Regions from separate parts of the Homo sapiens genome. Here region 2 is linked to region 1. Evidence: read pairs that join two places in POLR2A ChIA-PET (ENCODE). Cell type or tissue: GM12878. All regions are shown on one strand. Links, peaks and the distances in the headings refer to the core of each region. The heading gives the core; the rest is flanking DNA.

Region 1 (4,000 bases), core at 1-4,000:
CCCAGCACTTTGGGAGGCCGAGGCGGGCGGATCATGAGGTCAGGAGATCGAGACCATCCTGGCTAACACGGTGAAACCCCGTCTCTACTAAAAATACAAAAAATTAGCCAGGTGCGGTGGTGGGCGCCTGTAGTCCCAGCTACTCGGGAGGCTGAGGCAGGAGAATGGTGTGAACCCGGGAGGCGGAACTTGCAGTGAGCCGAGATAGCGCCGCTGCAGTCAGGCGTGGGAGAAAGAGCAAGACTCCGTCTCGGAAAAAAAAAAAAAAAAAAAAAAAGACAGCCTAGGCCGGTAGGCCGGACACGGTGGCTCACACCCATATTCCCAGCACTTTGGAAGGCCGAGGCGGGTGGATCACGAGGTCAGGAGTTCAAGACCAGCCTGGCCAAGATGGCGAAACCCCGTCTCTACTAAAAATAGAAAAATTAGCTGGGCGCAGTGGCAGGCATCTGTAATCCCAGCTACTCGGGAGGCTGAGGCAGAAGAATCACTTGAACCCAGGCGGCAGAGGTTGCAGTGAGCAAAGATTGCGCCATTGCACTCGAGACTGGGTGACAGAGCAAGACTGTCTCAAAGAAAAAAAAGAAGATAGCATAGGTGCGAGCATGACCCAGGCTTCTGGTGTCAGTGGACTAGATGAACTGGTGGTTCTTACAGTCAGGGGGTCCACAGGGCACACGTAGAGGAGCACGCACTGGGACAGAAGGCAGGGACGTCCATCCACGCGGCCTTCACTCAGGCTGCCGGCACCACCGGGCTTCTCACAGCGCCGGGCTTGTGTGCCAGGGTCGCAGTGGCCTGAGAGTGAGGCATCACAGCAGGTGACACGGTTGCAGCCCTGGCATGCAAGTGTATAAGGCTCACGGGCTGATGCTCCCTGAAGGCAAACCTTCTGATTTGGATTGTTGATGTGGAGTGCAGTCTGTCTCTTCAGCTCTGTGTCGGAGTCTTTTTTCTGTACAATTCCATACCTGCACTTGAGATTTATTTTTTATAGAAACTGCAGTGACTGAGTGTAGACCGTTCTTCAAGGATGAAATCACGTTTGCTGCGTTTTAGAGAACACTTGATGTGACTCTGCGTTCTGCTTTGAAATGGTGCCATTGATACAGATGAAGTGCCTGTTTTAAAAATAGCCCGAGTTCCCTTGCTGCTCATGGAGACGCCTTTTATTTAGTCGTGCTGGTCTGTGCATGCGGTGCACGCATGTTGTGTGTTCCTGACTCGGGGGCCCCTGCTGTGTGGGGGAGTCCTTGCTGGAGACTCCCCGTTCTGTGCTTGAGGTCAGGCGTGCCCTTGCGTAGCACAATCGCGGGGAGGGGTGGCTCGGTGCCATCCCCCTCTTAACCTCGGGGGCCTGAGGCTCAGCGTGAGGCGCAGCTTGTCTTGGGCCACCCTGCCTGGGACTCATGCTTCATTTCGGGGTTTGCTAAGTTACAAAGGGCGTCTCTCAGACCTCTGTTGATCAGGTTTTCATTAACTTTCCCCTGCCACTCGCGAGCACCCCTGCCAGCTCAGTGTGCGTGTTAGAAGGTGGAGATGCGAGAGGCTTCCGGTGCTCACTAGAGGAGCCGTGTATTTGGATGTTCAGTGTCGTCAGTGGTATTGTCCCCCAGCAAATAGACTTGGTGAGCTAATTAAATATCCTTCTGAACATGTATGATTGTGTAAAATAAAGGGACAGTGACAGTGTCAGTTTAAAGGGACAGTGACAGTGGAAAGAGGTGTTCTTTAGAGAAATTATCCTTACTTTTTAGAGGTTAACTAATATCATGTTTCTTGGAAAGAACAGGAAGAATAACACTGCTTTTACGCCCAAAAAGCCACCCAGACCTGTCATGTTTGTGTCTTTGTGGTTAATAACAGCCAGCAAAGGTGCTGAAACCTAGATGTTTAAAAATAGACTTCCAAAAGGAGAAGTGAATTCAGGGGGCCCTGGGGCCCGCCCCTCGAGCACCCGGTGTGGCCCTCAGCTTGTGAGGTGGCTCAGTCATTCCACAGCTGCATTGAGCACTGAACTCTCCAGCCATCACAAGCTGCTTGAAAATGCACATCATTTTTTGAAGTGAAAACCCTTTAAGTCCCTGGCTTCATCTCACAGGTGGACACTCCAGCCCCTTAACACAGACTGGGCCACCAGGGCGGAGTACAGCTCCCACCCCTCCAGGTAGTGACAAATATGAGCAGCCTGTGTGTTTTGGGAAAGGGCTTTCTGAATTAGTTAAATGAAGTAGCATAAAGTCAGGCCTGGTTACTGGCAGCCTCGTGTGTTCGTGGCAGGGTTTCTGCGTTCCTGCCTCCCTCGCTGGGGCCTGGCAGCCTGAGTGTGGAGCTGGAGGGGGAAGACCCCTGCGTCTGCAGCATCGGCCCACTGGGTTTCACCTAGGGCCTGAGGACATGCCTTGGGGCCCTTTCCTGCCACCATCCAGGTGGGAGGGGTCTGAGGAGTGGGAGTCTTCTCCTGGGACCCTGGGGTCGTTCTGGGGAACCCCCTGCAGCCACAGAGACAGGACTGTGCTTCTGCCCCAGACCCAGCAGCAGGGTAGGAGGCCTTTAGACGTTCCAAGGGAAGATGAGGCCACATGGGCATGATTCTGGCATCCTAAACCTGAGACCCTGTGGCAGCCATGCAGGGCCACCTGTCCCGTGGGACCTGCACTTACAGGGGTGAGGCCTCTCTGGGAAGCAGGGACCCTCTGTATTATGGCCCCCGAGGTATACGAGGGCTGCAGAGGAGATGTCCATGGGAGCCTTGTGGCCCCGCACAGGTGCTGTGGCCTGGGAGAAGAGCTGGGAGGGACACATGGGAGTGTGAGGGTGAGGTCGGATCCTGGTATCTGAACAGGAGAGCTGGTGGGGTTGGCTGATGCCAGGGTGTGGGTGTGTGAGAAACAGGCGGGCAGGCGGCACCAGTGCCACTGTGAAACAGGGAAGCCTGCTGTGGGCAGCAGAAGCATGAGCTGCTGCCTGCCCCAGAGACAGTGGAGACCTCTCCCCTGGTCTTCTGAACACTTGCCACCTGTCACTTTGCTTTCCTGATGGCTCTCTGTTGACAAAGCAAGCTGACTTAGTGGAGCCTCCTGTTGTTTTCTTCCATGTGGCTTCATGTCACCTCGAGTGCTCCCTGCCGGCACAAGCACTTGATCCCAGGGAGCTCCCAGGAGGCCTGATGCAGAGCCCCACTCCTGGAGTCAGAGCCGCGGGTGGCAGGCCTCATACAGGGGCCTCTGACTGTTCTGCTCCTAGCCTGTCTGTATTTGATGGAAGGTGGTGCAGCATTTTCCGAGTCCTAACTGTGTTTTGCTTTTTAACACCTTTGGTTTGGAAGCGAGTGATAGACAGCCAAGCAGAGAAACTGAAGGAGCTTGACAAGGAGATCCGGCCCTTCCGGCAGAACTGGGAGGAAGCAGACAGCATGAAGAGCAGCGTGGAGTCCCTCCAGAACCGCGTGACCGAGCTGGAGAGCGTGGACAAGAGCGCGGGGCAAGTGGCTCGGAACACAGGTGAGGCAGGGGCCGGGGCCGGGCCAGCAGTGTGCATCTGGGCCCCGGGCGAGTGCTGGGGCGGGGTCCGTGGGATGAGGGCTATGTTAGGTACATGTGCCTTAGGACAGTTTTTTCTAATTATGGGTAACACGCAGAGGTGTGATGACTTTCCTACTGAAAGTCCCCCAGCAAAGACAAACGTTTCCCGCGCAGGCTTGTCCCCTCCGTGTGAGGCCCTACATGGTGTAGAAAGTAGGGGCAGCTGCAGCCACGGGAAGCTGCAAAGCCCTCCTGGGAGAGACTGGCCGCAGGGTGACCCACAGGACAGGCCCAAGCGCAGATGGCAGAGGCCAGGACCTGCTGGTCGGGGCGCCCCAGACCCCACTCCTAAGGGCCAGGGGGCAGCAGTCCCACCGCGCTCTGCCAGCATGTTTCTGATCCACAAGCAGATGTGGGCCTATGGCTTTGGGGACTGAAAGAGTATTGGGAATATTTACATGAGGAGGATTAATGGC
Region 2 (4,519 bases), core at 520-4,519, 160 kb before region 1:
TGGCCTTCCTGCCCCAGCCTACATTGGGCTGCAGCACCTTCCAGCTCTGTGAAGCTGAATCTTGCCTGGCTAGGAATCAGGGGCTTGGATTCTGTCCCTGAATCACTGTGCTGTGAGACAAGCCCCTCCCGCCCCTGGTGTTCTGTTTCTCCATTTGAGTGGGGCCGGCAAGAGCCAGGTACATGCCCTATCCCTTTGGATGCCCTGGTGAGGAGGTGGCCACTCAGCTGCCTCCCCAACCAAATGGCCGGTAGATCCACAGCTGCCTCCCACATCAGTTGAACTGGGATGGGGTGCGGGGCATATGGGGCTGGGGGAGGTTCCCAGCCTTTCTGGGAGTAGCCAGTAAGGACCGTGTCCCTGCAGGCCTGTCCCAGCAAAGTGCCCGGAGCTGCATGCTCTGCACAGCCCTTAGGCTTTCCTGGGACCCAGCAGGGTGGGGCGGGGATGCCTTGGGGGCAGCCAGCCTGAGGCAGGTTCCAAACCCTGCTCTGCAATGTGAGTCCTTCCAGTTGTTGAGTCCCTTCTTGGTAAAAGGAAATCGTGCCTTTGAGGCATTTGTCAGCAAAAGCATTTCTTGAGCCCCTGCAATGTAGCTTTGGGCAGGTGATGAGCAAGACAGACAGGGTTCCAGCCCTGAAGGACCCTGAATTCCAGTCGGGAGACAGAGAAATGGAAACATCCACACAGGGAGGGTAGCAGCAGGTTTCCTATGATTGGATTAGTTGGCTGAACTGTGCCACCATTCAAGCCTGGGGTGCTGGGATGGGCCAGGAGGTAACCCCAGGCCTCACCCCACCCTAGCCCAGAGACTCCCTCCCTGTGTAGAGTCCAGGAAGGCTTTGTCGGTGATTGATCTGACTTCCAGAGATGCCGAGCCCACCCTGCTAGGGGTCGTGATTCATCCGTGAGCCAAGTTTTACCACTCAGTGGTGGTCCAAGGCTTTCAACAGTGGGAAGGTAGGCCCTGGATGTGCCACATGAAGGCAGAGGCTGGCAGGGGCACTGTGACCTGCACCTTTCCACCTCCCCGCCCCAAAGCTGGATCGTGGTCTCTGAATGCCATTTCCCACGGAAAGGAACCATGTTCTTTGGAGAAGTGACTGGATTTCGCTATGGGAGGAAGGAAGTATACAAGGGGAGCCTGGGAATCTGATGCCAGAGATCAAAGAAGCACCCAAAATGATGGGGTCACGTCCGAGGGACTTGGGAGCCAAACTAAAGGACCTCCTACTGGCCTAACATGCCATTAAAAAAAAGGACATTGATCAAAACAGTAAAGATAAGAATACAAAAATTAATAATGATAGGTTTTTAAAAAATTTTTTTTTTCTTTTGAGATGGAGTCTCACTCTATCGCCAGGCTGGAGTGCAGTGGTGTGATCTCAGCTCACTGCAACCTCTGCCTCCCGGGTTCATGCCATTCTCCTGCCTCAGCCTCCTGAGTAGCTGGGACTACAGGTGCCCACCACACACCTGGCTAATTTTTGTATTTTTAGTAGAGATGGGGTTTCACCATGTTGGCCAGAATGGTCTCAGTCTCTTGACCTCGTGATCCACCCGCCTTGGTCTCCCAGAGTGCTGGGATTATAGGCGTGAACCACCCGCACCCAGACTAAAGTTTCATTTGAGACAGGGTCTCACTGTGGCCCAGGCTGGAGTGCAGTGGTGCGATCATGGTTCACTACAGCCTCGACCTCCCGGCTCAAGTGATCCTCCCACTTCAGTTCCCCTGCTAACCCGCCTACGAGTAGCTGGAAGTACAGGCACATGCCACTGTGACTGGCTAATTTTTAAATTTTTTGTGTGTGAGACAAGGTCTTGCTTTGTTGCCCAGGTTGGAGTGCAGTGGTGTAATCACGGTTCTCTGCAGCCTCAACCTCCTGGGCTCAAGCAGTCCTCCCACCTCTGCCTCCCAAGTAGCTGAGACTTACAGGCACAAATCACACCTGGCTAATTTTTTTTCTTTTAATTTTTTTTTGTAGAGACAGGATTTTGCCATGTTGTCCAGGCTGGTCTCGAACTCCTGAGCTCAAGAGTGCAGTGGCACAATCTCTGCTCACTGCAACCTCCATCTCCTGGGTTCAAGTGATTCTCCCACCGCAGCCTCCCAAGTAGCTGGGATTACAGGCATAAGCCACCGCGCCTGGCCAGCCCAGCTAAATTTTCAACTTTTTTTTGTAGAGACAGGGTCTTGCTACGTTGCCAGGGCTAGTCTGAAACTCCTGGCCTCAAGTCGTCCTCCCACCTTGGCCTCCCAAAGTGCTGGCAGTACAGGTATGAGTCACTGTGCCTGGCCCAAGAACTTAAGTACTTTTTTCAGTGCATGTCTGCTGTTGCTAAATTCTTTCCTTTAAAAAAAAAATCTGGCTGGGTGCAGTGGCTCACGTCTGTAATCCCAGCACTTTGGGAGGCTAGAGCAGATGGATCACCTGAGGTCAGGAGTTTGAGACCAGCCTGGCCAACATGGTGAAACCCCATCTCTACTAAAAATATAAAAATTAGCCAGGCATGGTGGCAGGTGCCTGTAATCCCAGATACTCAGGAAACTGAGGCAGAGGAATTGCTTGAACCCGGGAGGCGGAGGTTGCAGTGAGCAGAGATTGCACCATTGCACTCCAGCGTAGGCAACAGAGCAAGACTCCATCTCAAAAAAAAAAGCCAAAAAAAAAAAAACTAAAGTCATCATTATTTTGCATTTATATTTGATAGATGTAAAATATAAATTTTCTGTTTGTAAAATATTAGGGTTTTATTTTTGTCTTCTGGCACATTAAGGATGTAATTCCATTGTCTTCTAGCTTCCATAGTTTTAAGCAAAAGTCAACACACAACCATTTTACTTCTCTGAAAATAACATTACTTTTTTTTTTTTTTTTTTTTTTCTGAGACAGAGTCTCGCTCTGTCTCCCAGGCTGGAGTGCCGTGGTGCAATCTCAGCTCACTGCAAACTCTACCTCCTGAGTTCAAGCAATTCTCCTGCCTCAGCCTCCTAAGTAGCTGGGATTACAGGCATGCACCACCACACCCAGCTAATTTTTGTATTTTTAGTAGAGGTGGGGTTTCACTGTGTTGGTCAGGCTCGTCTCAAACTCCTGACCTCGTGATCCACCTGCCTTGGCCTCCCAAAGTGCTGGGATTACAGGCGTGAGCCACCGCGCCCAGCCAACATTCCTTTTTTCTCTGGCTGTTTTAAATTTTTTTTCTTTGTCTAGGGCTTTCATCTAGTTGATGATGATTGCCTGGATGTGGCTTTGCATTTGTTCTGCTTCATTATGCTCCTGGGGGGTTCACTGAGCTGCTCAACTCTGTGAGTTGGTGCCTTTCATTTATTATTATTATATTTTAGAGAGATAGGGTCTTGCTTCATCACCCAGACTGGAGGGCAGTGGCACAATCAGGGCTCACTGCAGCCTTGATCTCCTGGGCTCAAGTGATCCTCCCATCTCAGCCTCCCAAGTAGCTGGGGCTAGAGGCACGTGCCACCATGCTCAGCAAATTTTAAATTTTTTGTAGAGACAGTGTTTCACCATGTTGCTCAGGCTGGTGTTGAACTCCTGGGCTCAAGAGATCCACCTGCCTTGACCTCCCAAAGTTCTGGGATTACAGGCATGAGTCGCTGCATCCAGCTGAGTTGATATATTTATTTATTTATTTTGAGATGGAATCTCACTCTGTTGCCCAGGCTGGAGTGCAATGGCATGATCTTGGCTCACTGCAACCTCCGCCCACCGGGTTCAAGCAATTCTCCTGCCTCAGCCTCCTGTGTACCTGGGATTATAGGCACCCGCCAGCATGCCTGGCTAATTTTTTTTTTTTTTTTGTAGAGACAGGTTTTCACCATGTTGGCCAGGCTGGTCTTGAACTCCTGACCTTAGGGGATCCACCCGCCTTGGCCTCCCAAAATGCTGGGATTACAGGTATGAGCCACTGTGCCCGGCAAGTTGACATATTTAATCAGGCTTCAAAAATACTTGGTCATTGTTGCTTTAACTACTGCTATGTCCCTTTCTGTCTTTTGTCACCTTCAGGGGCTGCAGGTCTACATTTCACATATGTCTCTGATGCTCAATTTTTGTTTTCCCCGCAGTATTTTTCTCTGTGTGCTTCAGATTGGATATCTTATACTGACCTGTCTTTGAGTTCCCTAATTCTACCGTCTCTATGTCCTGGCTGCTATCAAACCCATGCAATTAGTTCTCAATTTCAGATGTTTTATATTGCACTACTAGAATGGCCTTTTATTTATTTATTTTTATTTTTTTCAAGACAGAGTTTCACTCTTGTTGCCCAGCTGGAGTGCAGTGACTTGATCTCAGCTCACTGTGCACCCTCCATTTCCCAGTTTCAAGTGATTCTCGTGCCTCAGCCTCCCAAGTAGTTGGGATTACAGGTACCCGTCACCATGTCTGGCTAATTTTTGTGTTTTTAGTAGAGGTGGGGCTTCACTATATTGGGCAGGCTGGTCTCGAACTCCTGGCCTTGTGATCTGCCCACCTTGGCCTCCCAAAGTGCTGGG

Evidence for each region. Peaks named below come from ENCODE experiments on the same cell type or tissue, not always from the same donor. Only the 100,000 strongest peaks of a DNase experiment are listed, where the experiment ranks them.
Region 2: POLR2A ChIA-PET joins it to region 1 with 5 read pairs; 2 of 35 experiments call an interaction of 5 or more read pairs at or near these places.

What each region holds. Positions count from the first base shown.
Region 1 is chr14:102,899,927-102,903,926 of GRCh38, forward strand. It overlaps TRAF3 (TNF receptor associated factor 3), which reads left to right. Exons shown (of 12, transcript NM_145725.3): 11 at 3,329-3,503. Among named protein-coding and RNA genes, the nearest start is that of AMN, 21 kb to the right of the region's middle. RefSeq lists enhancers at 258-759, 760-1,259, 1,578-2,007. In GM12878, for the core only: no CTCF peak of the experiment used is centred there; a DNase peak (open chromatin) is centred at 1,995; H3K4me3 peaks cover 2,045 bases; H3K27ac peaks cover 3,841 bases.
Region 2 is chr14:102,738,836-102,743,354 of GRCh38, forward strand. It overlaps LOC124903390 (a long non-coding RNA gene), which reads left to right and starts at 3,882. Exons shown (of 2, transcript XR_007064356.1): 1 at 3,882-4,519. In GM12878, for the core only: no CTCF peak of the experiment used is centred there; no DNase peak of the experiment used is centred there.